Linked DNA regions of Homo sapiens: region 1 is linked to region 2. A link is a loop called in an ENCODE intact Hi-C map of the cell type or tissue named here. Cell type or tissue: PC-3. All regions are shown on one strand. Links, peaks and the distances in the headings refer to the core of each region. The heading gives the core; the rest is flanking DNA. Region 1 overlaps IPCEF1 (interaction protein for cytohesin exchange factors 1). Region 2 overlaps CNKSR3 (CNKSR family member 3).

Region 1 (5,388 bases), core at 60-5,059, 190 kb after region 2:
TCAGGTGATCTGCCTGTCTCGGTCTTCCAAAGTGCTGGGATTACAGGCATGAGCCATCGCACCCAGCCTCTCCTTTTTCATAATTATCTTTCTTGTTCCATCAGTGTGAATTCAGTGATAGATTGCAAATTATATTTTGCTCAAAGTGTAATGCAGTATTCTGAAGCATTCCCAAAAGAGGCCTTTTAAGTTTCTGGAGAGCATTGAAGAATAGGACAAATCATGATAAGGAGATTTTTCAGATCCTAGAACAGTGAATTTAAAGTTACATAAATCAGTTTTGGAGAATGAAATCCTAATGTGTGTCAAACAGAAATAAATATCATATCTTTACCTTTTGACTCTTTTATTATTGGTCACTTTTTGAAATAACACGGGGACACCGTGATTGAAAATAAAAGGTAGAGAATGATGGTTTAATCATGATGTCTTTTATTCTTTTTTTGGTTTTATTTGTGAAAAATAGACTGCACAGCAGGCATCTTCATCCTCACCCAGCCTGAGTGGAACGTCGTATTCTTTCTCTTCCCTGGAAAATACAGTGAAGACACCCAGCAGTTTTCCTTCCTCCTTATCTAAAGAGAGACAATCCTTGCCTGACACAGTTAACAGTTTGTCTGCTGCTGAAGATGAGGGACAACCAATAACGTTTGCTGTGCAAGTTCATTCACCTGTACCCTCAGAGGCAGGCATCCACAAGGCCCTGGAAAACAGTTTTGTCACATCAGAAAGTGGATTTTTGAACTCTTTATCTAGTGATGATACTTCTTCATTGAGTAGCAATCATGACCATCTTACTGTCCCAGATAAGCCTGCTGGATCAAAGATCATGGACAAAGGTAAACCAATAAATTATTTATTCTTCGTTAGAGAGTGAATATTTGTTTGTATATGGAACTGTAATATTAATTTGTAACAAGAATGGTTAAACTCATGAATGATGATTCAATAATTAGTCAAGTGGGGCTATGCCCAGAGGTTGCTTTGTAGAGGAGTTTGCATGTGGACAACTCCAGCTACTAGGCCACTAATTACTTGCTATAAGTGTCACTAACCAATTGCTTCAGAACTCCAAGACATGTGATCATAAAATAATGATACTTTTCCACCAATCGGAGAAAAAACTTGCCTCTTTTTTGGTCCCATGTCCCATGCGCTGGAGCCTGTGGTGGTTAAATCAGGATTTTGTAGTCTGGTATTCATAACATCACCTTGATAGTTCAAAATGAGCTTAGATCAGCCACTTTCTCTGGGCTGTGCCCCAGACAGTATCTAATTCTTAGCCTGTCGGCTCCTGAATGTTCCTGTGTGGTTGATGGGAAGACAGACAATTTGCATGCACTTTGTGCAGCATTAGAACCTTTACATATAAAGGAGAGCACAACTCATGCGTTCAGAAAACATTTTAAGTCTTAACAAAGGAAAGAATTAATTGTGTGTGGAAGTTAATAATATGAGGTTTAAAAAATACTCTGATAACTGGTCCTTGTCTTTTATCCAGGACTAACTTATTTTTATTACTGTTCAATCGTGACGTATCTTTTCTGATTGTGCGCTATTCATTCTGCTGTAAAACACGCTTACCTGATGGAAGATACTGAGCAGTGAAAGAATGATGAGTTTGGTTTGTATATTTTTGGTGTGCCATTGAGAGAAAGTTGACTTGCTAAATTCTCATAATCACTTGCCAGAGTGTCTAATGACATAGATGACTGCTCTCTCCTCTCCTCTAGCCTAATCAGGGAATGTTTCTTTAAGTTCTCAAATTTCAGATGGGTACCCTGCTAATTTAATTTTTGGTATCAGCGTAATTTGCCCAAGGATCACAACTGCAGAACAAGTTGTGTGTGTGTGTGTGTGTGTGTGTGTGTGTGTATGTAATATTTTAAAAGTATGTAAATTTCATTACTCAGCCTGGTAACTAATTCTCCAAGTTATAACAGTTGTCACCACTCTCTGAGGCCTTACCTAAAGATGCTTTACACAGACCTGCCTGGCCTCTGATGGCATTTTTCTTATACTTCTCCCCTTTATTTAGGCCAACTATCTAGATTAGAAGAACTGGAGTAAATAAAGTCTGGCAAACCAACCTATTTCTAGAGGTGAATGAGTAGCATAGGGAGGAGAAAGGAAACCTTGTCACTGAGGAATGGAGAGGGCTGAAGATTGGACTGTGAGGAAGAGTAGTCTCAACCCGCCCTCAGGTTTGTGAGTTGCTGTCGTTTGGTGAAAGTATTGAGCTTAATTGTATCTCCTTGGAAGCACAGAATTGAGTTCAATGGTGCAAGTCAAAAGGAGATAGATTCATGCTCAGCATAAGAACTTTTTTTTGATGTTGTGAACTCTTCAAAAAATAGAATGGGTTCCTTGGAAAGGAATGCATTCCTTATCACTGGAGGTCTTTACTCATTCTGAGACAAACATTTTCATTGAATATTGATTGCCTATTGTGTATTGGTCACACCTCTTGTTCTTGAAAAGATATACTGAAGAGAGAATTTAAGCATCTTGAACTAGATGACCTCTATCTTGATGCTTAGAAGAGACTTCCAGATATAGGACTGGTGAAACTAAAGAAAATAATAAAAAGTACTACATCTATTATTTTTCTCCTACAAACGCTTACTTTAATCACTGGGTCGTAAGTAGAACTAAAAAAATTTCAAACACACACACACACCCCCCAGGATGAGCATAGCTTCAAAAACATACTAGAGAATAAAATCCCATTTGCATTCTTTCCCAAGAGATAACCCTGGAGGTTGAGGGTTTTCTTTTAGGACCATAGCCAGAGACATGGGAAGATGCAACAGTCCTTGTTCCTGGCTAAATGCCATTCCAGGATTGCATGTGCTGTAGAGCCTGGCTGGGTACCACCAGCCCTTTTAATGTAAGAATGAAGCAACCTGGTATTATTTAGTTTTGAGTTACATGCAGAGTGACCAGCAAAATCTGTATACTTCTTCAAACAGCTCAATGTGACAGTATTCCTCTTGGTAAAAAGGAAAAGAAAATGAAAGTATTTTTTTTCTCTCATTGATTTGTTGGCAGTTCTCATATGCTACAGAATTTTTGCTGATGATTTTCTTCTGCTGCTGGGGATTTGGTTAAATTCCCAGAAGAACTGAACCACTTAAAGTCATCTCTATGGAAACAGCAACCCAATCTTTGCTTGCATTTGTGATGACTTGCTGTTGAGTAATCAAATTTCATATTGTGCATTTTTTTTTACATGTGTGTTTATGTGTTGCAGACAAAGGTAGCTTTTCATTTTTGTGACTTTTAAAAGGTATTGTTTTTGAGTTACTAATAAAAAATTCCTGAAATTCTTGTGTCTGAAATTGTTCAAGGTGTTTTTATATCAGGGATAGAAATCTTAACATGGTTCAAAATGAGAGCTAGGATTTTAAAAGATTAAGTCCCAGTCTCAGGATGCATTTGCTGGAAGAAGAGGCTTTCATCCTAGCAAAGATTCTTAAAGATTAATAACTGAGTCCTGAAACAAGCAGACAGTACATATTACAGTCTTCCTTTTATTTAGACAATGAAAGAAATATTTTTGCAGTTAGTATGCAATTAAAATTGTGGTTGCTAGGATTTTATGCTGAATTTAAATACTCTGTTAGACATTTTCTCCTGTAGTGTTAAGCTATTGAAAAAATAAAATCAGGGTGTTAATTGCCTCCTATTGCCTTTCTTCACTGAGAGTTCCAGGTTCCAGAGCTCTAGGAATTATTCACTGATTATTTTCACAAAGCATAATGGGAAAAGAGGTGAGAGGGTTAATGACATGTTCATTTCAGCTCAATTTTACCCTGTGCTCCTCATTTCTTTTGTTAGAAATTTTTTGAACCATGACTTATGCCTGTGTGATAGTAAGTCACATATGTACAACACACACTACCTGCTGACAATGTGGAGACAATGTCACTTCTACTTAATGAATGAAGAAACCTTACTCTGGATGCTGAAAAGCTGCATGTCAGCAAATAAGACGAATACCCAATTTATACAAATAAATTATCAGGTATAAGCACAGCCAGAATTGATCTGGGAGTCATGTAGATAACAAGCTTAATTAAAAAAAATAAAACATTGTTAAAGAAGAGGCAGGCATTCTAGAGCATGCATGATGTTTCAGGAAAGTGACATGAATGAGCCAGATTTTAGGATTTAAAAAATATTAACAAAATTGTACACAATCTGAGTGTGAACAGTACTTTAGCTAGCTACTTTGAGAGTTGCTGTTGGAATCATGCAGTATGCCTCCTCAGGAAGTATGTAATAAAAAATAAGTCCAAAACTGGACTCCATTCAATTTTGCATTATTATATTGTGTATATATCATTTTTTTGAGTACCTAACATACATGTGCTGATGTACTTTGTGCTAAAGTGAATAAAATGTGAACCAGGGGGACTGGGCAGGGTGGCTCACATCTGTAATCCCAGCACTTTGTGAGGCCGAGGTAGGCGGATCACGAGGTCAGGAGTTCGAGACCAGCCTGGCCAACATAGTAAAACCCTGTCTCTACTAAAAATACAAAAATTAGCCAGGTATGGTGGCACACACCTGTAATCCCAGCTACTCTAGAGGCTGAGGCAGGAGAATTGCTTGAACCTGCGAGGCAGAGGTTGCAGTGAGCCGAGATTGCACCACTGCACCCCAGCCTGGGTGACAGAGCAAGACTCCGTTTCAAAAAAAAAAAAAAAAAATTGTGAACAAGGTACAATTCTGGTCTAAAAAATGTTAACACCTAATGGGCTGAGTGGGAGGAACTAGACACATTTAACAAAAGAAAGCAGAGTAAAATAGGTGCCACAGAAGAGATACAGAGCACTCCAGAGAGAGGTTTAAAAGAGAGCAGGGACCCAAGACAAGATCTCATCTAAGTGGCAAGATATGTACATGGAGAAGGGAGGCGTGGGTAAAGGGGATGGAAAGGACATTTGGTTGAGGTTGAATACTGGGATAGGTGTTCCTTAATTTAAACAGCTAATGGATGACCATTTCTCATCAGGGTGAGTTGGAAGTATGCTTTAGAAAAATTATTGTAGCTGGGCCAGGCACGGTGGCTCACACCTGTAATCCCAGCACTTTGGGAGGCCGAGGTGGGCGGATCACAAGGTCAGGAGATCGAGACCATCCTGGCTAACATGGTGAAACCCCATCTCTATTAAAAACACAAAAAATTAGCCAGGTGTGGTGGCGGGCGCCTGTAGTCCCACCTACTCGGGAGGCTGAGGCAGGAGAATGGTGTGAACCCTGGAGGCGGAGATTGCAGTGAGCCGAGATCGTGCCACTGCACTCCAGCCTGGGTGACAGAGCGAGATTCTGTCTCAAAAAAAAAAAAAAAAAAGAAAGAAAAGAAAAATTATTTTAGCTGTA
Region 2 (5,388 bases), core at 246-5,245:
TTCAGTATACAAGTCTTTCACCTCCTTAGTTAAGTTTATTCCCAAGTATTTTATTATTTTGGGTGCTATTATATATGGGATTGTTTCGCTAATTTCCTTTTTAGATAGTTCTGTGTTAATGTATAGAAATCGCAACTGATTTTTGTATGTTGATTTTGTATTATGCAACTTTATTGAATTCCTTTATTCTAACATGTTTAAAAAATGGAGTCTTAGGGCGTTCTATATATGAGACGATGTCATCTGAAGACAGGGACAAAACAATTCTACAGTCCATATGAAACCACAAAAGACCATGAATAGCCATATCAATCTTGAGAAAGAAGAACAAAGATAGAGGCATCACATTGCTTGATTTCAGAATGTATAACAAAACTACAGTAATCAAAACAGTATGTTACTGGCCAACAGATAGACATATATGTGAATGGAACAGAATAGAGAGTCCAGAAATAGATTCACATGTATATTGTCAACTGATCTTCAACAATGGTGCCAAGAATACATAATGGGGAAAGGATAGTCTCTTCAACACATGGTATTGAGAAAATCAGATATCCATGTGCAAAAGGGGGAAACTGGACTTTTATCTTACATCACATACAAAACCCAACTCAAAATGGATTAAAGATTTAAACATAAAATCTGAAGCTGTAAAACTCCTAGAAGAAAACATAGGCGAAAAGCTCTTTGACATTGGTCTTGTCAATGATTTCATGGATATGACCCCCAAAACACAGGCAACAAAAACAAAAATAAGCAAAGTTACATCAAATCACAAAGCTTCTCACAGCAAAGGCAACAATCAACAGAGTGAAAAGAAAACCTATGAAATGGGAGAAAGTATTTGCAAGCGATGTATGTGATAAGGGTTGACATCTAAAATATGTAAGGAATTCATAACTCAATAGCAAAAAAAAAAAAACCCAATTTTTACAAATGGGCCAAGGATCTGAATAGCATGGGCTCTGGCATCTTGAACAGCAATGAAAGAAGCTAGTTGACACATTGCGAGAGTATAGGGATATTAACCTCTCATGGGCAAATTCTCATCAATGAGAGGAAATGGGAGGCTCCCAGAGGATAAAAGGTGCTCATCATCACTGATCATCAGGGCAATGCAAATCAAAACCACCGTGAGATATCAACTCTCACCTGTCAGGATGGCTATCATTGAAGAACCAAAACACAACAAATATTGGTGAAGAAGTGGACAAATTGGAACCCTTGCATACTGTTGATGGGAATGCAAAATGGTGCAGCCACTAAGGAAAACAGTATGGGTGTTCCTAAAAAATGTAAAAATAGAACTGCCATGTGACCTAGCAACCCTATTTCTGGATATTTATCCAAAAAAATTGAAATCAGGATCCCAAAGAGGTATTAGCATTTGCAGGTTCATTGCCGCATTATTCACAATATCCAAGATACACAAACAATCTAAGCGTCCATCGGCGGAGAAATGAATAAAGAAAATGTATATACACATACAATGGAATACTATTTAGCTTTTAAAAAGAAGGAAATTCTGCAATTATTCAACAACATGGATAAATCTTAAGGACATTACGCTAAGTGAAATAAACTATTAACAGAAAGACTAATATGGCAGGATTCAATTTATGTGGGATATTTAAAATAGTCAACTTCATAGAACCAAAGAGTGAAATGATGGTGGCCAGGGGCTGAGGGGAGTGGGGAGTTACTAATCAATAGGCATAAAGTTTCAGTGAAGTCAGGTGAATAAGCTCTAGAGATTTGTGGTACAATATTGCACCTATAGTCAACAATACTGCAGTGTACACTGAACAATTTGTTAAGATAGATCTCACCTTGTGTTCTTACTGAAAAAAAAAAAGAAAGAAAATAGAACAGAAAAGCAATTGGATTTTAATTCTGGAAACTCCTTTCTCTTCCTTACATCCAGGAAATTTGCTGTTTATTTTGAAAAGCAAATTTAAACCTATTTAAGGGAGAGAGAGCTCTTGTAAAAATTCATTTATTAGTTCTGGACCAATGTTATTTATAAGCTATTATTTCAAATGATAAAAAATAAATGCATAATACATTTGATGATAGAACATTTTTCTTTTTAAATAAGGCCTGATTTTTCAAAAAGCATTGAATATGTTTGTTTCTAATTTCCAAAGCTTGACAGTTTCTTATGTTTCATTAAAAGCAGAAGAATTGTTATGTATGCATGTTCATATCACTTTTGAATGACTCATGTGGCTACAAATGCAGCAATCTGTGGTTATCATGGACCATGAACTAGATAAACATTCCTGCTTTTCTTAACATTCCTTTCCTGTGCCTCATTAACTAATGTACATAATAAAACATCTTTATTTCATTTTCTTTGCAGCAAAATGCCTAATACATTTTATTAGTTATGTAAAATTGTGCACTCTGCGGTTAGCTTATTATTTTCTTTTGTAGTTTCCTTTTCATTTGGAAAAGAGTGAAATGCTAGATGCATTGATGTGCAGGCTAAAAAAATCAGTCATGCAAAGTATGGTCATGGTCCCTGCAGGAAACAGATGATACCCTCAAACAGGGTCATCATTGAGTGTTGTGAAGGGGTTATTTACAAAAGTGTAGATAGATTTGGAGCTTCCACAAGGGACTGGTGAAGCATCCCAGCACCAGCAAGGAGGAGTGAACGGGTTAGGGGAGGAAGAGGTCCCTGGAACCCAGGGTGAACGCAGCAATAGAAGGGAGGGGATCCGCATTAGGAGTCATGATCTTTGGGTTTGTTTGTTTGTTTGTTTTTTAGAGACAGGGTCTTGCTCTGTTGCCCAGGCTGGAGTGCAGTGGTGCAATCACGGCTCACTGCAGCCTCAAACTTCTGGGCTCAAGCAATCCTCCTGCCTCAGCCTCCTGAGTAGCTAGGAATGTAGGCATGCACCACCATATACAGCTAATTTTTAGAATTTTAGTAGAGACAGGGTCTTGCTAAGGGGCCCAGGATGGTCTCAAACTCCTGAGCTCAAATGATCCTCCCAAGGTGCTGGGATTACTGGTGTGAGCCAGAATTACAGTGGACCGGGCTGGTCTTGAACTCCTAGGCTCAAGGGATTCTCCTGCCTCAGCCTCCCAAAGTGCTAGGGTTACAGGTGTGAGAGCCACCATGCCCGGCCAATAATTCTTTTTCAACTAGAATGAAGTAATTTACCCTTCATGTTTTGATAATTGCCCTATTTATTTGGAGACTTTTTCTTTTTTCCTTTGGAATGTTAAGTTTTGATAACTTAATTCCATTTTGTTTTATTTTATTTTATTTTTGAGACAGTCTTGCTCTATCACCCAGGCTGGAGTTCAGTGGCAGGATCTCGGCTCACTGCAACCTCTGCCTCGTGGGTTGAAGCCATTCTCCTGCCTCAGCCTCCCCAGTAGCTGGGATTACAGGAATTCACCATCACACCCAGCTATTTTTTGTATTTTTAGTAGAGATGGGGTTTCACCATGTTGGCCAGGCTGATCTTGAACTCCTGACCTCGTGATTCACCTGCCTTAGCCTCCCAAAGTGCTGGGATTACAGGTGTGAGCCACCATGCCCAGCTGCACTTAATTCCATTTTACAAGAGAAGAGCTCTACAGCGGAAGCTTGCCTTTGGACTTGTGGGCTGTCCACTGTCATTTTGATCCCAGGGATGGACAGATGAAGGGTAGTGGAGAAAATGTGTGCTCTGTGCTAGGGAAGAGGGACACAGGAGGGAGAAATAGAAATACGGAGACCCAGGAAATTGTGGATCTTTGTATTTATGTAATCCATAATGCTGTTTTTTGGGGGGGGGGGGTTTGTGGGTTTTTTTTTTTGTTTTTTTTTTTTGAGACAGTGACCTGCTCTGTTGCCCAGGCTAAAATGCAGTGGTACAATCATAGCTCACTGTAACCACAAACTCCTGGGCTCAAGCAATCCTCTCACCTCAGCTTTCAGAGCAGCTGGAACTATAGGCATGCACCACCACACCTGGCTATTTTATTTTATTATTTTTGTAGAGACGGGGTCTCATTATGTTGCCCAGGCTGGTCTTGAACTAGTGTTGGGAATACAGGTGTGAGCCACCACACCTGGATTCATAGTGCTTTTAAATCGCTTTTACATGGAAGGTTTTAGGACTGTCAGTCCGTAGTGTAGAAAGATGCCTTCAGGAAATTTGGACATTTCATTCAAGAGGGAATAGACTAAGTGATCTGCTTCATAAATCTAGCAGCTTATGTATTGTGTCTTGTTCTTTCCAAAGAATTATGAGTGAGTTGAGGGACGGGGAGGAGACACTGGGGAGTTGCCTCATCTAAATAGGATAAAAACGATCAAGTGGGTCCTTAGTTTGGATGGGGTAGGATGATGTTCTTTTCTTCCTCAGCAAAAGAAGAAAGGCCCTAGGATGTAGGAAGCAGAGCCCATTTAGAAGGAACCATTGCTTCTGCTGCTCTTCTTTCCCAGAAAGGTGGTGGCTCTCCTGACACCAGGACAGTGGCTCCTGGCTCTCCAGGCTGTGCTGCAGTGTAGGACCCTGCTGTGCAAATCACCAGGGGCTGAGATTTGCTCCAGGTTGCTGTTATACCACAAAACTGGAACACTGGCAAAATGAAGGGTCTAAGACCTGAGAGTGAAGCCTCAGCAGACTCACAGTGCATGCTGATTGGATTCGGAGAAAACTTAGAACTATTCTCTGAACAGACAAGATTGGAAAGGACAAACATTCCTGCTCCCAGGAAGGTAATGCCAGGTTGGGGAGAGGGGAGGAAAAAGGGAAAGAGTGAGGAAGAGACCTTCTGATCGAGTCCCTGTTCCACAGGATTTTATGTCTTTTATGTATTTTTATTATTTATTTATTTATTTATTTTTGAAGACAGAGTCTGTCTCTGTCATCCAGTCTGGAGTGTAGTGGCGTGATCTCAGCTCACTGCAACCTCTGCTTCTCGGATTCAAGCAATTCTCCTGTCTCAGCCTCCCGAGTAGCTGGGATTACAGGCACATGCTACCATACCCAGCTAATTTTTGTGTTTTTAGTAGACAGGTTTCACTGTGTTGCCCAGGCTGGTCTCGAACTCCTGACCTCAAGTGATCCGCCCTCCTTGGCCTCCCGAAGTGCTGGGATTACAAGGCATCATCCACTGAGCCTGCCAATTTTATGTCTTATTGCAAGTTCCTAAGGGGCATGCATATAACAACTCACTGCTCAGCCTAAAAGGTTTTCCACGCTGAGCAGAGACCTGCTGATTCCTTGAGGGCAAGATCTTTGCTTTCTTGATACCTCCCAGAAACCTGGGAAAATGTCTGGCACATGCTACTGGTAGATTCTCTCATAAATTCATCTTGAATTTGATTATTCATGAGGAACAGAGGGCTTAGAAAATATTACTAGATGGTGTCGATGC

What was found. A loop is a pair of places that touch in the nucleus more often than their neighbours do. Peaks named below come from ENCODE experiments on the same cell type or tissue, not always from the same donor. Only the 100,000 strongest peaks of a DNase experiment are listed, where the experiment ranks them.
Region 1: it touches region 2 in a loop (9-fold over the local background); 1 of 110 quality-filtered maps calls a loop at or near these places.

The regions. Positions count from the first base shown.
Region 1 is chr6:154,195,119-154,200,506 of GRCh38, reverse strand. It overlaps IPCEF1 (interaction protein for cytohesin exchange factors 1), which reads left to right. Exons shown (of 12, transcript NM_001130700.2): 10 at 467-839. It also overlaps a transcript of OPRM1 not described here. Among named protein-coding and RNA genes, the nearest start is that of OPRM1, 160 kb to the right of the region's middle. In PC-3, for the core only: no CTCF peak of the experiment used is centred there; a DNase peak (open chromatin) is centred at 3,166; H3K27ac peaks cover 317 bases.
Region 2 is chr6:154,384,480-154,389,867 of GRCh38, reverse strand. CNKSR3 (CNKSR family member 3) reads left to right here. Exons shown (of 13, transcript NM_173515.4): 13 at 1-2,353. Among named protein-coding and RNA genes, the nearest start is that of IPCEF1, 30 kb to the right of the region's middle. In PC-3, for the core only: no CTCF peak of the experiment used is centred there; a DNase peak (open chromatin) is centred at 2,287; H3K27ac peaks cover 903 bases.